2 separate regions of the Homo sapiens genome follow, and region 2 is linked to region 1. A link is a loop called in an ENCODE intact Hi-C map of the cell type or tissue named here. Cell type or tissue: endothelial cell of umbilical vein. All regions are shown on one strand. Each heading gives the region's core, and the rest is flanking DNA. Links, peaks and the distances in the headings are about the cores only.

Region 1 (4,406 bases), core at 166-4,165:
TTGTTAGCCATTAACAAATGACTCTTTAAGAAACAACACACATTTTGATTAGGAGCAAGGAAATGTGGCGAAGATTGTAAAAATTCCCATCAGATTTTAACATTAATACATTGGTCAGGCTAAGAGTTAAATCAATGAAGGATGAGTGATGAGAAAACTTCAAGTATACCAAGAGAATCTGGGCTAAAGTACAGAACCATAACAAAGAAGATCTGCCAAAGAAAAGGAAAGAAAAAAAATCACAGAATGGTACCCTCAATTTCACTGGTCATCTGCTAGAATATTTGTTTTAAGATCTTGATTTCTGGGTTTAAAAGATCACCAAGGCTGGGCATGGTGGCTCACACCTGTAATCCCAGAACACTGAGAGTCCAAGGTGAGCAGGTCACTTGAGCTCAGGAGTTCAAGACCAGCTTGGGAAATAGGGCAAAACCCCATCTCTACAACAAATACAAAAATTAGCGAGGTGTGGTGGTGCGTGCCTGCAGTCCCAGCTACTTGAGAGGCTGAGGCAGGAGAATTGCTGGAGCCCAGGAGGTCGAGGTTACAGTGAGCCATGTTCGTGCCACTGCACTCCAGCCTGGGCAACAGAGTGAGACCTCCATGTCTAAGGAAAAAAAAATCATCAATTTTCTTCTCACTCTAATACATCATGGTAATAATGACCTGAATTATGTTTCTGTTAAGGCCATCTTTTAACAGGAAGATAAACGAGAAAAGAATAACTTCACATTAACACAACGGTACTTATAAAATTTAAAAAGTGATTATTATCAAGCTTCCTATTTCCTTTATAGATACAAGAAGAAATACAATTCAATTTGGAGTTGACAAGAAATTGTAAAAAAGCAATCGCTTATTTTGAACATGGACTCTGTAAACATATTTGAGCTGCTGAATACTTCACATGTATAGCTCTGCCAGATTTTAGTGGTCTTTAGTCTCAGTTTGGCACCTCTAAAGTTCACACAAACTGTTTCAAAAGGGAATTTGCAAAACAAAGAAAGATCAAAGTACATTTAAATATGTGGATGAGGCTGAAGTATCTGTCAGTGGAAAAGATCTCCAAGATAGAAACTGTGATCTTTAAAAGACAGTTTCTGTTCATCAGCAGAACCCCAAAAAAAATCGTTTTGTTCCAGAAGATGAAACCAAGGCATTTTACAGTTAGATTTGGACGATGGGCTTCCTAATTAATTCATGACTTCTAGCTCTGTATGGTAACATTTCTAATCCATTTCTTGAAGAAGAATAACACCACACAATGAAAAGTTGAATTTATTAAGAGGCCAACATTAGGAATGGGCAGAGACTTAGAATTCATGTAATAAAACTATCTCATGTTACAGGCATGGAAAGGAAGGCGTAGGGAGGGAAAGTGACTTGCCAAAAAGATGACACAACCTTTCCTCTAAAAGGAGGAAAGAGACTCCTCATCTCCATACCCCCTGCCAAGTCCCCCTTCCCCTAATATTAAAGCACAACAAAGAGCAATTGAATGTGAGTGAATGATCTACCATACGTCATACTTGAGTTTTGGCAGCATTTCACTACTTTTTGAAACCATAGTGATCTGAGTTACTAAAGATTGACACTACTATTTCGGTGAAGTTTATTGTTCACATGAAACCATTACAAAGTATAGTAAGAGACAGAACAAATTTGATTTTGAAGTTGACTTTTTGTGCTTAGAGCATGTGATGAGGGAAAATGTTCTGACAGTTCAAGCTTACTCAAGCTTAATGACAGATCTAAATTGGAGCTTGGAGATAAAAGAAATTCTTTAGTGATGCCTCAGTTGTCATTGATTGCTATGAGCAATTTTAAAGCTATTCAAGATGAGAATTGCCAGCTTGGTTCTGAAAGGGGAGAAAGTGGTACATAAGATTAGAGGCTGGTACAAATGCTATCTTGGTTTAAAAAGAGAGAGGACAGTTTAGTATCACACGCATAGGTGATAATCGTGACTACATATAGACATTTATCAGCAGGAAATGACTCAATGAATGTTTAGGGTAGTGTAAGCACCAGCTGTTCTGAGGAAGATGAAAATGAAAAGCAGCTTCACTTATAAGGATCACCAGCAGCAACATGGCTGGGGAGGGAGGGGGAAGAAAGTGGTTGCTAAAGCTGAGAGCTAATAAAAAATAATAATAAACTATCTTCATAAATTACAGGATATCGTCCTTCTGCCTGCTGAAAATCATGGAATTAAAAAGATATAGAGTCCATTCTGAGAAATTCAATTTCATCAAATGGAAAGTGAAAGCATCTCCAATTCTATATATACACTGAAGCCTTCATGCCCCATTTACACTACTTGTATCGAATCCCGTAATAGGTTTCTGCCTATTGAGTCCAAATAAATGGTGGTTATCAAAATGTTCTATTTTTAACTGATCTTTTAAGTTGCTTTCTCTTTAGTATTTTTCCTGATAAAATATCCTAATTCCTTAAGGCTGTTAATTAATTGATGTGCTTTCCCCTAAATAATAGTATAGTTCATTTAAAGGTAGGAGCCAGAAACAGAAACATTCAGCAATCTTTAAGATGTTTTTTTTTTTTTTTTTTTTTTTTTGACAAAAAGAGTTCTATCTACAGGTAAGATAGAGGGCCCCGGAAAATAATATAGCCCCAGCGGAGATTTTTCCACTGGAGCACACATCTCTTACCTGTTTGTTATCCTCTAAATATACTGTGCATATTCACACTCAGTGCCTTTTTAAAAAATGAAGCTGTTCGTCTACATAAAAATGGCTTTTCCAAGACTATTCACCTAGTGTATATAACTCATTCTCTAATTCTTAACTCCAACGTCACTTTAGTGACCGGAAATCACATGTCAGAGAGAAATAAATATTCTGCCTTTGTATTTCCATAGCACACACCTCCAACATAGCAGTATCACATACAATTAATTTGTATGTCCATTTCCTTCACTACAAGAAGTGCCCTATAGAATATTATTTGTCCTGTATCTGTCACAGGAGTTAATGTATTTTCTAGGACATAGCAAGTACTACAGAATGTTTGTTGAATAAATGAATAAAAGTGGACTTTATCAATAGGATTGTATATTTCTTTGCTTTCAATGGGAATTACAATAAAAAGTAAAATCCATCTACAGACAACCTTGCTGGTGAATTTTTATTTCACATATATCACAGGAATGTATATTTTACCTTAATATGTCCTATGCAAATATTTCATTATGTCTATTTTCCGCCTATTTATTGTTAACAAAGAAATTGCACAGGAATTTATGAGTGTGTTTGTATTATGAGATAAATAACATTTCTTCCTTTGTTTTGCAGCAAAATAGAAGAACTCACCAAAAATGGTATTTTCTGTTGACCTAGACTAGGACTGATAAACATAGAAATGGAAAAATGATTTTATGGAAATGACAGAATCCACCTCCTTTCAGAATCATACGTGGGTTAGGGAGGAGAGGAAGTGAATCACAGGAATTCCTGTGTTGTCTCTCGCTGACGTTTCACCTGCAATATCATAGCTTTCAGTTACTGTGGTGAGATTCAGCCATGTTACCTGTACTACACCATACTGTCTGCCAAAGTATTTCCTTACACAATTTTTTTTATAGGAAACAAAAACTACTCTTATCTATTTATTTTTATCATATGGGTGGACCTGGGCAGAAAAATGCAGATGGTTTTGGTAAAGTGAGCTGGCAAAACCCAGTGTAAATTTCCTAATAAACAAAAGCAAGTATTTTACAGTGTAAATTGTGCCACATCAGGGAAATCTCAGAGTCCACAGATGTTGCAAATTACTAATAAGATATCCAATCCCAGCAGTCTGGGTATATCCAGTTGTTACTTGTTTGTTTGTTTTTCACTAGAAATGATCCTACCAGCAAAATGCTGCTGTTTTCTAAATTCTTGTTCATTTTGGCAACGTGCTCTAATAAGAGAGGAAAAAAACATTCATTGAAATAAGTTGCCACGAGGGTGTTTGTTATCTGTGAAGGTATATATAATGTCATTGTCTTTATCAGAGCAGAAATAGTTCTGACCTTCTCAAGAATGTATACAATCGCTGGGCACGGTGGCTCACGCCTGTAATCCCGGCACTTTGGGAGACCGAGGCAGGTGGATCACGAGGTCAGAGTTCAAGACCAGCCTGGCCAACACGGTGAAACGCCGTCTCTACTAAAAATACAAAAAATTAGCCAGGTGTGGTGGCGTGTGCCTGTGGTCCCAGCTACTCGGGAGGCTGAGGCAGGAGAGTAGCTTGAACCCAGAAGGCAGAGGTTGCGATGAGCTGAGATCGCACCACTGCACAGAGACAGAGGGAGACTCCATCTCATTAAAAAAAAAAAAAAAAAAAAAGAATGTATACAATGTATATCAATCTAAAAATGAGATGGTTAAACCTACTTAACA
Region 2 (4,406 bases), core at 212-4,211, 67 kb after region 1:
GTGCCTGAAAAATTCAGCTTCTACACATGGCTTATTGAACTATACAACATTATACTACAGCTTTCATGTAAACCTAATTTTACACCGTAGCTGCCTTGGGAAAAGATGCAATGAGTGTCACAAACAGCTTGGGAAATATTTCATAGTCTTTCCATTCAGAATAGGGCACAACTGGCCAAATTGAGGTCATTATGCCTGAATTCAAGATCCAGCTCTGCCATTTGGGATGTCACCATAAGCAAGTTACTAACCTTTTATGCTAACCTTTTCTTCAGTGGAAACTATCTGATAGTTCTGTTGTGAGGATTAAATAGCTAGTGCATATACAGTTCATAAAAATTACCATGCTCTCCTCTAGCTGTCCTCCTCCTTTTCCATCTCCTCCTCTTCTTTCTCCTCCTTCCCTCCTTCCTTTCTTCCTTTTTCTCCTCCTCCTCCTTTCCCTTCCTCAATGCCACCTCCTTGCTCCTCTCCTCTCCTCCTCCTCTTCATTTCCTTCTCCTTCTCTCTTTTTTACCTCATTTCTGTTACTTCACTATCATTCTTATTTAATTCCTTTAACAAACATTTATTGTGTCAGATACTGTAATACTCTCCTATGCCCAGCATTTACATTGATGAATAAAGTCTATATGATTCCTGAGCTCTTCAAGTTTGTAAACTAGTTAAGAAGACTTTTTTTTTTTTTTTTAAATGGATCTCACTCTGTCCCAGGCTGGAGTGCAGTGGCTCAATCTTGGCTCACTGCAACCTCTGCCTCCCCGGTTCAAGCAATTCTCCTGTCTCAGCCTCCCAAGTAGCTGGGACTACAGGCAGGCACCACCACACACTGCTAATTTTTGTATTTTTAGTAGAGACGGGGTTTTGCCATGTTGGCCACGCTGGTCTCAAACCCCTGACCTCCTTGGGTTGATCTGCCCACTGCGGCCTCCCAAAGTGCTGAGATTACAAGCGTGAGCCACCGCACAGGCCCAGAAGACAATTCTTTATTGAACAAATGAAAATATAAATAAATATAGGATTACAAATTGTGATAAGTTCATTGAAGAAAATAGCATGGAACAAGAAAAGGGAATAATACAAATAAAGATTCCAATGTGAGGGCAAGGGAAGGACTCTGAAGAACTGATGGCTAAGTATAGATATAAAACTCTTAAATTTTGAAAGCATAAATATTACCTGATTTTCCAAAAACTTTAATCCAAAATTTATTTTAACCAGTTAATATTTTAAGTGTATTACCTTACATTATACTCCTATCAGAATTTCTGTAACTAAAAGCAGAAAAATCTTTGCTCAGAGCTTAAGATTATTTCTATGATAAAACAAACTAACCAACTAAAACATAGTAAGTTCCATTTAAAAAGTTAACAAAAAATTAACATAGCCCTTTAAATTAGTATTACATGTTTTAACCAGATGTAATAAAAGTAGTTTTTGTGGAAGAAACAATCTGAAGCTACATTAGGCAAATATATAAATGTAAGGGGAAAAAAAAAGACTCAATGAGAAGGAAAAGGACAATTGTAGTTAATTTGCACAATATCTGTCATGTAGATACTATTGTAATGTCTGAAGTGTCAGGAAAAGGATTTTAGCTCTCTATGCCAATATATTTTGGGAAGGTTACTTATTATATAATTAGTCCACAAGCCCAGTGAAAACATGAATATTAAATCACTCAAGTTTCAGGATTTAAGTGAACCACAGAAAATAAAAGGAAGGAAGTTTGGGCTAAGCTAGTGGTCAAAATCAGTAAGTAAGTAGGATGTGAGTCACATAGTTAAGTCAAGAGGGTTGATTTCCTTGTACTTCAATCACATTGCCAAGAGACAAGAAGTAGAAGGAGGAAAGAAATAGCCATGTTTCAGTCTTACAGATTAGAGCATAGAAGAAGAACTTTAGGATCTGAATCAACTTGGTGAATGTATTCCTGCCCTATGGCTTGAAATATGAAAGTAAATGCCAAATCCATTGGCCTCACCTGTAGGCCTAGGTAATATATATCATATTCTGTCTATATAAAATCTCTTGAGAGTGAATTTGCCTTTACAAACCTTTTTATTTTGATTGTTCCTGACAATTAATATAATTTCATAGAAAAGAGTGGGATGGAAAGTTTTGGTAGGTATGTTACAGCTAACATTTGAATTATCCACAGCAAAGAAAAGTAAGCAGGCAATTCATCAACCATGTGTGATTATTTATGTATGATTGCCATATATAGTTTAAGCAAGATATATATTAGTTGCAAGGAGAGTACATAAAAATATTCAATATATTTGGTTTGCTACTGTAAAAAGAAAAATACACATGAATTCAGTGTACTGGGAAAATAAATCAAATATATTTAAAGACAGGCATAAGTTTCTGTAATGAAGGTAGACATCAGCTGCAAAGTAGAAATGATTAGCTCAAATAACATATATGTCAAGTAGATGGACAGCAAATTTGCTGCTTTTCGTTAGCTTGTGACATTAGCTTGAATTCTGTGTTCATATGTGATGTGTGCTTTTCTACATTACCACAATTAACCAGTTGATGATTGCCATATAAAATAATTTTAGAAGTTTTTACCTCTACTCACCATAGTTCTTTGCCCTTACTTATTTTAAAATTATGACATTGTTTCTTTGGGAAATTTGTAATTACAATTCATAGCTTTAAATGATTTCTATGCATCTGATGAAAATTTCACTATAAGAAATTAAACTGGTAAGAGTTGCTTTGGACTTACTCAATTTTAAACAACATTAAGGCAATAATTTTTGCTTTTGCTAAGTGATATGAGAAACAATAGTCTAAAATATTTAATATATTTAAACTCTCTTATTTTGAACCTGATAGGACCATATAAAATCAGACAGGACAAACAAGTTTTCAGGGAAACAAAACTAAATTCAGCATTATAACATTTCTATGTTGAAATTTTGTCCACAGTGATATTACACACATACTGACTTCTCTTTGAGGTGAACGTCAATAAATTGATTGACCCAAGAGATAAATATTGATTTTAGCAAGGCCAAGGTCTACATTTATATCAGACAATTCTTCTTGATATTTCCTGGGATGCAAAGTCAATAAATAAATTGTTATATTTATATTCTGAATAATTTCCCAAGTCTGCAGGAAAGTTAGATCTTTCAGTCCATTATGGAGAGGTGCTGATCAATTTATGTCTTAGGTCTGTGAATGCTTGCTAAAAATGTACAAATGACATATCTCATATTTGTTGCACTAACATTTACTCACTTTAATAACACGGAACACTATTTTAATTCAGGCTATATTTTTATTCTCATCTTTCCATTTACTAGATTTATTTTTGTATGTCTCCACTATACTCAGGGTACAGATGTGGCCAACACATATGGTCATTGCATTTAGCCCAGAAAAAAAATAAGAATTTAGTTATTAAATGAAGTATTCTGTTCTGACTGTTTACTGGTAAGGAAAATAAGTACACAGATGTTTGCATGGTTTTTATCTTAAATGAACAAAGGCTCCTTTCACCACAAGGGATGTTGCATTGTTCTCCTTATCACCTAGGTTTCTTGGCTTCAGTCTACTCCTAAGAGGCTGACAGCAATACTTGGTACACGCTCTTGAGCCTTAAACAGGAATCAAGGCATCTGCTTAAGAATAAATACAGAATTCTGATAATGATAGTCTTAATTTCTAAACCAAAAATTTATTACTATCAATGGCGAGTTAGTATAGATAGTTAACCTAACGTGCATTTTGAATAGTGCCTCAAAATATTGTTATCTTTTTGTTTCCACACTGAGTCTTTTTTCCAAGGAAGGCAACAAGGTATGCTTATTTCTTTCTCTGTCTCCTAGGAGACTATGGTGGTATAACTGAGGATAAATGAAGGTATGATAAGTGTACCACATCCTTCTGGAGTATCATTTTTACCAAATGGTAAGCATATTTGTTTACTAGGGCTACCATAACAAAGTACCACAGACCAGGTGGTTTAAACAACAGAAATTCATTTACTCTCATTTCTAGGGCTGAAAGTCCTAGATCAAGATGTTGACAGGGTTAGTTTCTTCTGAGAGCCTCTTTCCTTGGCTTGGAGATAGTGGCCTTTTTCCAGTATCTTCACATGGTCTTTCCTCTGTATACCTATCTGTGTACTGGCTCCTTTTTTTTCTTTTTTTTTGAGACTGAGTCTCACTCTATTGCCCAGGCTAGAGTGCTAGAGTGCAGTGGCACAATCTCAGCTCACTGCAACCTCTGCCTCCCAGGTTCGAGAGATTCTCCTGCCTCAGCCTCCCGAGTAGCTGGGATTATAGGCACCTAGCACCATCCTGGCTAATTTTTGTATTTTTAGTAGAGATGGGGTTTCACTATGTTGGCCAGGCTGGCCTCAAACTCCTGACCTCAAGTGATCTGCT

Evidence for each region. Peaks named below come from ENCODE experiments on the same cell type or tissue, not always from the same donor. Only the 100,000 strongest peaks of a DNase experiment are listed, where the experiment ranks them.
Region 2: it touches region 1 in a loop (2.0-fold over the local background); 1 of 110 quality-filtered maps calls a loop at or near these places.

The regions. Positions count from the first base shown.
Region 1 is chr14:26,773,471-26,777,876 of GRCh38, reverse strand. The region is part of intron 3 of NOVA1-DT (NOVA1 divergent transcript); the gene reads right to left. LINC02294 (long intergenic non-protein coding RNA 2294) reads left to right here. Exons shown (of 4, transcript NR_110033.1): 4 at 2,178-2,382. Among named protein-coding and RNA genes, the nearest start is that of LINC02293, 34 kb to the left of the region's middle. In endothelial cell of umbilical vein, for the core only: no CTCF peak of the experiment used is centred there; DNase peaks (open chromatin) are centred at 1,806 and 3,456; H3K27ac peaks cover 3,083 bases.
Region 2 is chr14:26,706,576-26,710,981 of GRCh38, reverse strand. The region is part of intron 2 of NOVA1-DT (NOVA1 divergent transcript); the gene reads right to left. Among named protein-coding and RNA genes, the nearest start is that of LINC02293, 100 kb to the left of the region's middle. In endothelial cell of umbilical vein, for the core only: no CTCF peak of the experiment used is centred there; a DNase peak (open chromatin) is centred at 1,801; H3K27ac peaks cover 387 bases.